Linked DNA regions of Homo sapiens: region 2 is linked to region 1. Evidence: chromatin contacts called from ENCODE Hi-C data. All regions are on one chromosome and are shown on one strand. Each heading gives the region's core, a stretch centred on a gene start or an enhancer-like site at or near the end of the contact. The rest is flanking DNA. Distances are from core to core; before and after follow the strand shown.

Evidence for each region. Hi-C counts contacts between places; a loop is a spot of excess contacts on that map. Pooled maps may share reads with other maps.
Region 2: a map of CD8-positive, alpha-beta T cell shows a loop between it and region 1 (22-fold over the local background). The contact joins the promoter of BICDL1 here to the promoter of ZNF664-RFLNA in region 1. A Hi-C loop is called at or near these places in 2 of 168 maps with a recorded cell type or tissue (B cell and CD8-positive, alpha-beta T cell) and 9 of 50 pooled maps.

Annotation. Positions count from the first base shown.
Region 1 is chr12:123,971,145-123,976,432 of GRCh38, forward strand. It overlaps ZNF664-RFLNA (ZNF664-RFLNA readthrough), which reads left to right and starts at 2,071. Exons shown (of 5, transcript NM_001347902.2): 1 at 2,071-2,159; 2 at 2,742-2,876. It overlaps CCDC92 (coiled-coil domain containing 92), which reads right to left and starts at 1,687. Exons shown (of 5, transcript NM_025140.3): 1 at 1,385-1,687. ZNF664 (zinc finger protein 664) reads left to right here and starts at 2,071. Exons shown (of 5, transcript NM_152437.3): 1 at 2,071-2,208; 2 at 2,742-2,876. RefSeq lists enhancers at 434-1,171, 1,172-1,909 and silencers at 1,130-1,249, 1,280-2,149, 2,220-2,299, 2,410-2,639.
Region 2 is chr12:119,986,513-119,991,502 of GRCh38, forward strand. BICDL1 (BICD family like cargo adaptor 1) reads left to right here and starts at 2,724. Exons shown (of 10, transcript NM_001367886.1): 1 at 2,724-3,785. The coding sequence starts at 3,357. RefSeq lists silencers at 2,272-2,331, 2,352-2,991, 3,272-3,361, 3,412-3,481, 3,492-3,701 and 1 more and enhancers at 2,395-3,368, 3,369-4,340.

The DNA.
Region 1 (5,288 bases), core at 821-3,320:
ACCTAAACTAAATTTACTGAGTAATTATAATACGCAGAGGAGTAACAAAACTATTTTAAGATTTTTCAGTGGTGTGTATGGATATGTACGCATACCCGTATATATAATCACGAGTTTTAAAGCCTTCTTCCAAGCATATTTCACATAAGATGAACAGTTAGCCAAAAGAATTACATACATTTCAAAACATCTTTGGAGGTAAAAGCCACTTTAAACGTTAGCATCTTTTTCCTTACAATGCAATAGCGAGAAAATGCATGGGAATTCTTGATGAGCAAAAAAAAAAAAAAAGAAAAGTCGTTTTATCAATACCAATGCTCTTTAAATAAATTTCAAACGTAAAAGTTTTAAAATGGCAATCCTAGTTTTAATACTCTTACAGGTTTCTGGAACTGCGTAATATGTTAAAGTATTACAGCGTGGTAGCTTGCATTTTGTTATAAAACCGACTACTGCAACCTAAGCTACAGAGCGCGGTTATATTTTCTCTCTGGCAGCCTAATTTTCCTTAGTGGACTAGATCGTACTGCTAAATACCAAAACTTGAAATGAAACAATACAGGTCAGCATGAAAACCTAAGTTAGAGAAACTCACTCGCCGTAGCAGACGGCAGCCCAGTAGCCAAGCCTGGAGCTCTGCTGCGTTTGTGCATTCTGCTCCGTTTCACGAATCACAGGCAAATCGTTACTCAGAGTAAACTAAAGCCGCATCAAAGCTTCAGGAAGGGGCTGGCAAGGTAGTGTACTTACGGAAAGGCTACCAGGACGGGAGGCGATACAACTTGTCAGGGAGGGTCTCTAAGGTTCCCCGGGTGGTAACAAGCATTTAAAAAGGCGATGTGGATTCAGACGGCCTCCTCCCCACAGCATCCCAGACAAAGCCGGGCTAGGCCCCGGGGCGCTCCTGGTGCACCTGCAATGCGGATCCCTCGCCCTGCGATCCCACCCCGGGGCAGACAGGAGCGCCCCGGGACCGGCCTCTCCTCCCCCTTGGCACTGGGGTGGGCGCGCGCCGCGGCCGGTCCGCACCCTGGACTGGAGCCCGGGCCGGGGAGCCCCCTCCCCAGAAAGGGCCGGCAGACCCCGCGGGGGCGGGCGCGGGGGTCGCCGAGCCTCAGGGACCCTCTTTCCCCGACTCCGCCGTCTCCCGAGTTGCCTTCGCCCGGGGCCACCCCTGCCCCTGGGGGAGCTAACGTGGCTCCCAAGCCCCGGAGGTGGGGCAGGAGGACCCCGTCCCCCGTCTCCCGGCGGGGAGGGTTTTTAAAGTCTTCGCCACGAACTCCCGTCCCTGCCCGGCCCCTCCGCCCCTGCCCGGCCCCTCCGCCCCCGCCGGCGCTGCCAGGTGAGCGGGGCCGGACTCGACACACCCCGGGCCCCGCCTCACCTGCGGGCGCCGCCGTCGCGTTCCTTCAGGCGGCTGCCCTCTTAGGCTCGGTCCTCCCGGCGGGCGGCGGTGGGGGCCCGTGGCCCATGGGCTGGGCGGGGCGCGGCGGGCGGGGCTGCCTGGGCTCGGGCGCTGCCCGGGCCGGGCCGCCGAGGGAGGTCAGTGGGCACCGCCCGCCCGGCGCATCTCGCCCGCTCCCACCCCAGCGCTAGCCGCGGTGCACCCTGGGAGCGGGGCCGGCGGCGAGGCCTGGCCGCGCTGACCCGGCGGGCTAGGCGCCGGCGCGGCGGCGGGCCTGTGTCTGCCGGGCTGGGCGGGGGCGGCGGGCCGATATTCACTTGGCGAGGCGGGGCTACGCCCCCTTCCGCCCGGCTGTGGCGGGGCAGGGGCGAAGGCCGAGGGGAAGGGAGGGTCGGGCCCGCGGGACGCAGGCGCACAGCTCAGGTGCGGCCGCACTGCGGTTGCCCTGGGTAACGCGGCCCGAGGGAGGGGGGGGCGCGGGGAGGAGCGAGGGAGGCGAGCGGGAGCGCGCGCGCCGGGCGCTGGGGTGGGGGATGGCCGGGCCCGACCGGGCCGGGGCTGGGGGGCGGGGGCGGAGGCGGGCGGTGGGGGCGCGGGCCGGGTGGCCGCGCATGCGTGCGGCCCCCGCTCCCCCGGGGCTTCCCCGGCCTCGTGCGTGCGCACGCGCGCTGTCCCCCGGAGGCGTCTGGGTGTGCGGAGCGCGCGCGCGCGCGGCTCGGAGGCGCACCTGTGAGGTGTCCCTGAGGAGAGGGAGGTGGGTGCGCGGCGCCCGCGGCCTGGGGCGCTGACTCCCCTCACTTGGAGTGAGTTCTCGGCGGCCGGGCTGCAGTCTTTCTTTCTTTCCCGGAGGGAGGCGGGGGCCGGGGGCCAGGGAGCGGGCTGGGGGTGGGAAGGAGGTGGAGTGGCTTAAAGAAAAGAAAAACAACCCATCCCGGAGGATGGGCCTCGGGATGGCGGGGAAGGTCAGAGCGGCTCCGCGCAGCCTGGCGGGTCCCGGGCTGAGAAGCCGCCCCTCGGGCCTCGGGCGGTCGGCCGCGGGCCCGCAGTGCGGGGGAGCGGGGCCGGGGGGCGCAGATGGCGGCCGGTGCGAGCGAGGGCTGGGCAGCGGGCAGGGCGAGGCCGGGCGAGGCCCCTCGGGAGCCGGACTCCCGAGCCAGGCTCCATTGTTGTTGGAGCCGAGGGAAGGGGGAGCGCTGCCGCCCTCGTCGCCCGTGGAGCCGCGTCTTGGAGCCCTTCCAGGCGGGTCCCGGGAGAGGCGGTCATGGCCGCGCCAGGGGACCGGGGAGCCGGGCGGCTGCGGAGGAGCCGGCTGCATGGGGTGCTGTGTGTTTTTCAGGGCGCCCTGCGTCCGGCAGAGGAGGCGAGCATCCCGCTCAGGTGATGAGGAACCCCTCGCGCACCCAGCGCAGAAGGCTGCTGCCGCCGGACGCCTCCATTGTTTGACCACAACAAGGGCCGGATTCTCACCCAGGTAAACCGGCTGCCGGCGCTGTCCACTTCCCTCTGACTCCCGCCTCCGCAGGCGTTCTCACCCCTTCCAGGACTCGACTGCAGTTTTCTCACTGTCCCCGGCTTCTCATGAACTCCGTATACCCCCTCCCAGACATTTTCCCGTCCGGATCCATCTCTCCGCCACATCACCTCTCATTTCCCCCAGAACTCAGCTCCTTTGTGAAACCTTTCTTGCCGAACTCTAACAACTAAATCTCCCCGGGAGCCTGCTCCGAACTGAACTGTTCTGGTTGCTAGATTGCTTACGGGCTGTCTTATTGCAACAAAGGAGACCAGATACCGAAAAAAGATTTCTGAGCTATTGCCTTCTTCAAGGAACGTTTTCTGATATTTACAGTTTATTGTTTTCACAGGCTGGAACGGTTTTTAGGCATTTTGGCTTCTTATTTAGAGAGGGCTCCTATTTCCTTCATAGACGCATAGTTTTTTAGAGCAGGAAATTGACCTTGTTCAACCCGCAGGTTAATTAAAAATTTAAAAATTAATTCTAAATTAGCAGAGTAGTACATTTTCTTTGTAAAAACAGCATATCACAGAGATGGCATTTTGTCTTTGACTATCAACCTCTGTCTTCAGGGATGCCGACTATTATGTGTGTGGTGTTTATCCTTCTAGATCTTTTGGAGTACTTTTACGTGTGTGCACTTAACATCATTTTTGACTGCTTTAACAAGGACTGTTGCACCGTAACTTTCAATGTTAGCATGTAATGCTTCAAGTCATTTTTTAACAACTGCTGCACCATGTTCCATAGTTTCAGTATATCATGGTTTAGCCATTTCCCAAATTGATAGCAGTTTAAGTTTTAACTTTAAAACAGCTTTTTTGCTGGTGGTGGTTCTCTGATGAGATGAAATTTCGGTGATAGGAGCACAGATCTACGCTAATTATCGAGATTCGGCATTTATGATGAAGTTCTCTTTTGGTTAAGAAATTGATATGTGGAAGCAGCCACCCCTCCCCTATGGTAGTTCTGACTCTAGCAGTTAGAAGTTGTGTGACCTTGGGGAGGACATTGAATCACACCAAACCTCGGTTTTCTTTTCTGTAAATGGCCTGCTCTGTCTGCTCCATAGAGTTCAGTGATACAGTGCGTATGTGTTGTGGAATGTAAAGTAGTATATATAAAGGTTGGTTTTATTAGCCTTTGTGATCCAAAAATTATTTGCAATATCATTTATATTTTTTGACCAGATGTGTGTGTATCATATCACAGAGCACTACAGATAGTCAACTTTGAATGCTTTTTAATTTGTGACTTTTTAAATTAATTTTTATCAAGTACTGACAATACATTAGTCTTCTTAACAATATTTTGCAAAGCATTTTTTCCTAGGGCTTTCTTTTCTTCCTCTTCATTAAAAAAAAAAAAAAAGAGAGAGAGATAGGGTCTCTTTCTGTTGCCGTGGCTGGAGTGTAGTGGCATGATTCTAGTTCACTGCAGCCTGGGACTCCTGGGCTCAAGTGATCCTTGTGCCTCAGCCTCCCCAGTAGTTAGGAATGACTACAACCATGTGCCACCACACCTGGCTGATTTATTTTATTTTTGTAATGACAGGCTCTTACTATCTTGCCCCAACTGGTCTCAAACTCCTGGCCTAAAGCAGTCCTCCCAAAGTGTTGGGATTACAGGTGTGAGCCACTGTGCCCAGCCCCTAGTGGTTTTACATACCTTAAAAAATAAGGCATATAAATTAGTTGACTGTGAATAAACATATTAGCAAACTGAACACTAGACAATACTCGCACTATAATATTTAAGCTTATTTCCTTAGAGTTGTAAGTTGTACATGTATTTTTCTGTGGCAGCAGCAGATTCAGATTAGCTTTTATGTCCTTCAGGGAAAAGGGATTGTTACTAAATTTGCAGGCTGCATCAGAGTTTTAATATTGAGATTTAATATTTTAATCATTTGAATAATGATTGAATGATGTGATGGGTAACATTTTAAGATGTATGAGATACGATTAGGGGCTTTTTATGTATTTTTCTTTCTTTCAGATATATATGAGTGCCTGTAGTGTGGCCAGCAAAATCAACTTATTTTGTTCTCTTGAAGCTTATGATTTGTGAGGGGGATTGGAATTTAAACACAATCACAACTACACGTATGATCACAAACTGGTATCTGCTGTGAAAGTTAAGAAGCACCTGCTATGAGGGAGTATAAAAAAGGGGAGACCAAATTTTAGAGTGGAGAGAAGGGGCCTAGGAAAGACTTTTCTGTATAAATAAGATTTAAGCTGAGATTTGAAGAGTGCGTAGGTGTTAGTGTGGAGGAAAGTGGGGGATAATTTTCCAGGCAGAGGAACAGCATGTGGGAAGGCCTCAAAGTGGGGAAAAAGCTTTGCCCATTCCAGGAACTGAAAG
Region 2 (4,990 bases), core at 1,474-3,973, 4.0 Mb before region 1:
CCCATCTCAGCCTCCTGAGTAGCTGGGGCTATAGGCACACACCACCATGCCTGGCTAATTTTTTTGTATTTTTTGTAGAGACGGGGTTTTGGCCATGTTGTCCAGGCTAGTCTCAAACTCCTGGGCTTATAAGACCCTCCCACTTTGGCCTCCCAAAATGCTGGGGTCATAGGCATGAGCCACCCAACTGGTGGAGAGACAGGATCTTGCCATGTTGCCTGTTATAAGTAAAATGTTTATTTAGAAACAGAATGCTTGTTCCTCGGTACCACGAGGAAAAATCAGCATTTAGAGAGAAAGTTTTCTCAGCAATGCAATTTTAGTTTCTGCAGAAAGGGTGCTCCTTGCAGCTGGAACAATGGCAAGAGCACACCTGAATAAAGGAAAGAAGCAATTTTTATCCCTTACGCAGTTTGTCCCTGCTACTGTGCCTTGTCTCCATTGGCTGGAGCCAGACCTTACAATTTAAACTGAACCTGATAGGCTAACAACTTAAAACTTTTCTAAATAGGTAAAAGCAATGGAGAACAAAGGAAAAGAGGAAGTTATTTATGAAAAGACTTAGAAAAGTAGTAACATTCCCAAATAGGGAAGGGGCATAGGCTGCAAGCTGGGACATGCCAGTGAGCATGTCCAGCACAGGTATCTTGGTTAAAGTACATGGACATAGAATGTACTCATTCCCTTAGATCTAACAGCTACATAGGAAAGGGCTTAACAGAGAGTTATTAGCATAAAATAAGGTGGCTTGAAGGAAGTTAGTCTTTAAAAGAAACCATTATTTCTAACACTTATTATTCATTCTTTAACAAGAAGGGAAGCTTTGAAGAGGAAACTTTACTTTCTACATTGTCCAAGCTGGTCTTGAACTCCTGGGCTCAAGCAATCCTCCTGCCTCAGCCTCCCGAAGTGCTGAGATTATAGGCAGGAGCCACAGAGCCTGGCCCTGTTTGTTCTTGATGTGTCTCCAGACATATTAGGGAGAAATTTGTCCTTCTGTGATTCAAATAAGACAAAAGGAAGTGGCAATTGGATCTCACCTCTGGCCCACAATTCCAGCTCAAGGTGGGAGGTCATAATAAAAAGTGTTAGAACATTTCCTTGCTGGAATGGTAACATGGTCAACTGCAGAAATTTAGCTCTAAGATTGATGTGGGAATCCCTCAACTGTCTGTCTCCTTTCCAGTCAACAAGTGAACAATGCCAGCCCTGAGGCCCAGGAGCTTTTCAGATTCTGGCCTTCAGTCTAAGGGTAACGATGTTAAAACTTGAATATTGTTTAGGCTCTGAATTTAATAAGCGATAAAAACCATGAGAAACTATTTGACCCATTTCAGCCTCTTGATGTTCTGAAATTTCCATCTCACTGGGATGAAAAGAAGAAAGGCATGATCCAAGTAAAAAATGGGTTGTCTGTCCAAGAGGAAAAGGAAGCATAGGGACGAATTCTAGCTTTAGATGGGATTGTTTCTGGAAATAGGAGACACGTAGCACCACCAACGAGGTCAACACCAAGGAATGACTGCAAGTCACCCAGTAGGCTCTCCAAACCTTCCTTTAATCATTGAGGAAATGTTCCTTCCATATCCACCCAATCCATCTTGGTCACAAAGGACCATTTATCTTCCTCAAGACTGCTTCTATGTGAAGAAAATAAAGAATAATGATTCACGTGATCCCTGGCGTCGGCCTGGCTAGATCTCAATCCTGACTCTACCAGTTGTAATGACCTGGGCAGACGATGCCATCTCTCAGGCTTTAATTTCCTTCTCTGTTAAAATGACAAGCGGCAGTACTGATTTTATAAAGTTCTTGTGAGGATTATCTAAAATAATGACTATCAAGCACTTAATACAGGACATGGCACACACTGAGTGCCGAATAAACGGTAGTTATTATTAGGGAGGTTCTTTGCTTCGTATTCCCATCTGTGAGCAGTTTTTTCCGTTATTTCTCCGCAGAAACCCTTTCTCTCCGGGCTGCTGATCTGCGAAGCATCTGGTCCTTCATATCCCTGAGTCATCAGCATGAAGATGCCTGGTTTCCGAAGTCCTCCCTCCTCCTACTGCTCTCTAGGGCTCCCTCTCCTGACTGCTTAGTTCTCCTGGGGGCCCAGACCTAAATTTCGTGAGGGTATGTCTTTCTCGGGGCCGGGTCACCAGTCTTGGAGGAATGTCCTCAGTCCCCTTTGCCCCAGACACCACCAGAGATGCGGCAACAGAACTCTGAGGCGCGCCCCGGCTTCCAAGTAGCTGGGGGCGGGGCCGCGCCTGGAGGTGAGCAGCAGGCGGTGGGCGGGGCCGCGCTCCGTCCGAGGTGAGAGCGAGGCCGGGTGCGAGGCCACACCCCGAGGTACGAGAGCTGAGGGCGTGGCCACACCCCAGCTCTGAGCGAGGCTGAGGGCGGAACCGCACCCCGAAGTGGGTGCAAGGCTGGGGGCGTGGCCGCGCGGTGAGGCAGCCAGGACCGTGAGGGATGCGCCAGCCGCCTCCGCAGGCGGCGCGCGCAGCCGCCCGCAGGGCGTGAGGCAGAGCAGGGGTTAAGGCCGCCGGCGCCACCTGGGCGTCGCTGAGGAGACCCGCGAGCCGGCGAATCCCGCGCGGGCGGGGCGAACAGGTGCCCGCGCGCGTCAGGCGCCGGCAAGGGGCGGGGCGAGGGGACGCGGCCGGAAGCCCGGGGCGGGGCGCTGCCGGCCCGGTGAGCCGGGAGGAGCCGGGGAAGGCAGGAAGGAGCTCGCCGGGTTGCGCGGCGCGCGATGTGGAGCCGCCGCCTCGGCCCCTGCAGCAGCAGCAGCCGCCGTCGCCGCCGCTGCTGCTGGGGCTGCCGCGGAGCCGGGGGTCATGGAGTGCGGCTGCAGAGAGCGGCCGCCGGCAACAGCAGCAGCAGCAGGAAGCGTCGCGGCGACAGCGGAGCGCAGCCCGCCCCGTGAGGCGCTGCCCGGCCGGCGGCGGCAGCAGCAGCAGCAGCGGCAGCGGCAACAGGGCGGCTGAGAACCCGGCGGCGGCGTTCCTCCTCGCTTCCTCCCCTCCCGCTTCGCCGACCCTCAGTCTCTGTTCCTGAGTCCTCCCTTCCCCAGCCTTCCCGTTCCCACCACCTACTCCGCCACTACCCCCACCCCCTCCTCCCGCGCGCGCCTGAGCAGCTGAGCCCGGGGGCGGGGGAGGGGGCGCGTGCCGCCGGCGCGGGGGAGGGGCGGGCCGGCGCGCGCCGCGCCCAGGGCTCGCGGGGACCCGGGGGCGCGTGCCGCGGCGCGAGGCGAGGCGCGGGACGCGGGGCGGCGCGGCAGGGCCCCTCCCCCCTGCAGCCTGGCGCGCGCGGGCCGGGCCGCACCGCTGCGGGCTCCGCGCGCGCGGGCCATGTCCGCTTTCTGCCTGGGCTTGGTCGGCCGCGCTTCAGCACCCGCCGAGCCGGACAGCGCCTGCTGCATGGAGCTGCCCGCCGCGGCCGGGGACGCAGTCCGGAGTCCCGCCGCCGCCGCCGCCCTCATCTTCCCCGGGGGCTCCGGGGAGCTAGAACTGGCGTTAGAGGAGGAGCTGGCGCTGCTGGCGGCCGGGGAGCGGCCGTCCGACCCCGGGGAACACCCTCAGGCCGAGCCTGGGTCTCTGGCCGAGGGGGCCGGACCGCAGCCGCCGCCCTCCCAGGACCCCGAGCTGCTGTCGGTGATCCGACAGAAGGAGAAGGATCTGGTGTTGGCGGCCCGGCTGGGTAAGGCGCTGCTCGAGAGGAACCAGGACATGAGCCGGCAGTACGAGCAGATGCATAAGGAGCTGACAGACAAGCTCGAGGTGAGGACCTCCCTCCAGGGATGGGTGGGGAGCAGGGGCCGCCCAGGCACGCGCCCGGCCCTGGGCAGTTAGGGAACCACTCACCCCCACTTCGTTGCTCACCCTACCTCGCAGAAAATCTGGAATGAATGGGGGAGGGAGGATGGAGGATTATCAGATTTCGTTGAACCCACTTGACTTCCCCACCCCGCTCACAGCAAATGGGTCCATGCGTGGCTCCAGCCGCTGTGGGCCGTTCTATATACGTACTGTACCCAGCATCTAAAATAGAGCTTACAGTATGACTATATAGCACTGAGGTGATGTCTGCATACAGAGAAATGAGGAAGTCGGGAAGCATTTAAAATATGTTGCAGGTTTTCAGAGCAGTTAATCTCTAATCAGGGTGTTAGCCTAAAGCCTTCCAGTTTGGGCGTTAAGGCCTTTAGATGCCCTTGTCTTAACTTCCTGGCAGCTCAGAGTTGTGGGAAACAAGTGCCCCTAAAGGAGCTTTATATAGCCTTCAAATGCTCAGGGATTAGGAAATGTGGTTCCATTGCAGAAATCAGGCGAGCCAGGGCTCAACATGTGACCGCTGGTAGTGGATTTAATTTGGGCCTCAGTATTTATGTGTATTTAAACAGTACTTTTCTGTGTTCTGGGTCTCAGGCTTGCAATTGAATGACCAAATGCAACCTATGAGAACCATATTACTTTAACTTCTGTTATAAAATACCTGTTAAGGTATCCGTAATATTTCTGCCAGTTCTCTAGGCAGTCTTTCAGAGTTGTTTGTTTTCTTGCCCTTAACTAGAAAAGGGCCTTGAATGCAGTACAGAATGCCAGCATTTCTAAAAATTAGATTGCAAAAAAAAGGGGCAGGGGGATGGGGAGAGGGAGTCACCTGTGACTTACCTTTCCTGCCTGTGCGTTTACTATTATTGTTACCTAGTTTGGTTGCAGCCAGCTCTTTTCATTCTTAGTTACAGCAAGACAATAGTACAGACCTGAATGAGGTTTGAAATTGACCCTAGTCAGGTTCCGTATCTCTGCTACTGGTTGAACAGTCAGAATGGAAATTCAGAAATATTCTGTAATAAGATTTAAGTATGCCTATAGTCCAGCGACGTAAAAGTAAATCCGGGAGAAAAAAAGGAAACCTGTGAGTGCCCTGTAGTTCGGTTGTCCTGCTAACTAGGTCTGCCAGTCGATGAACTCCTGAGATA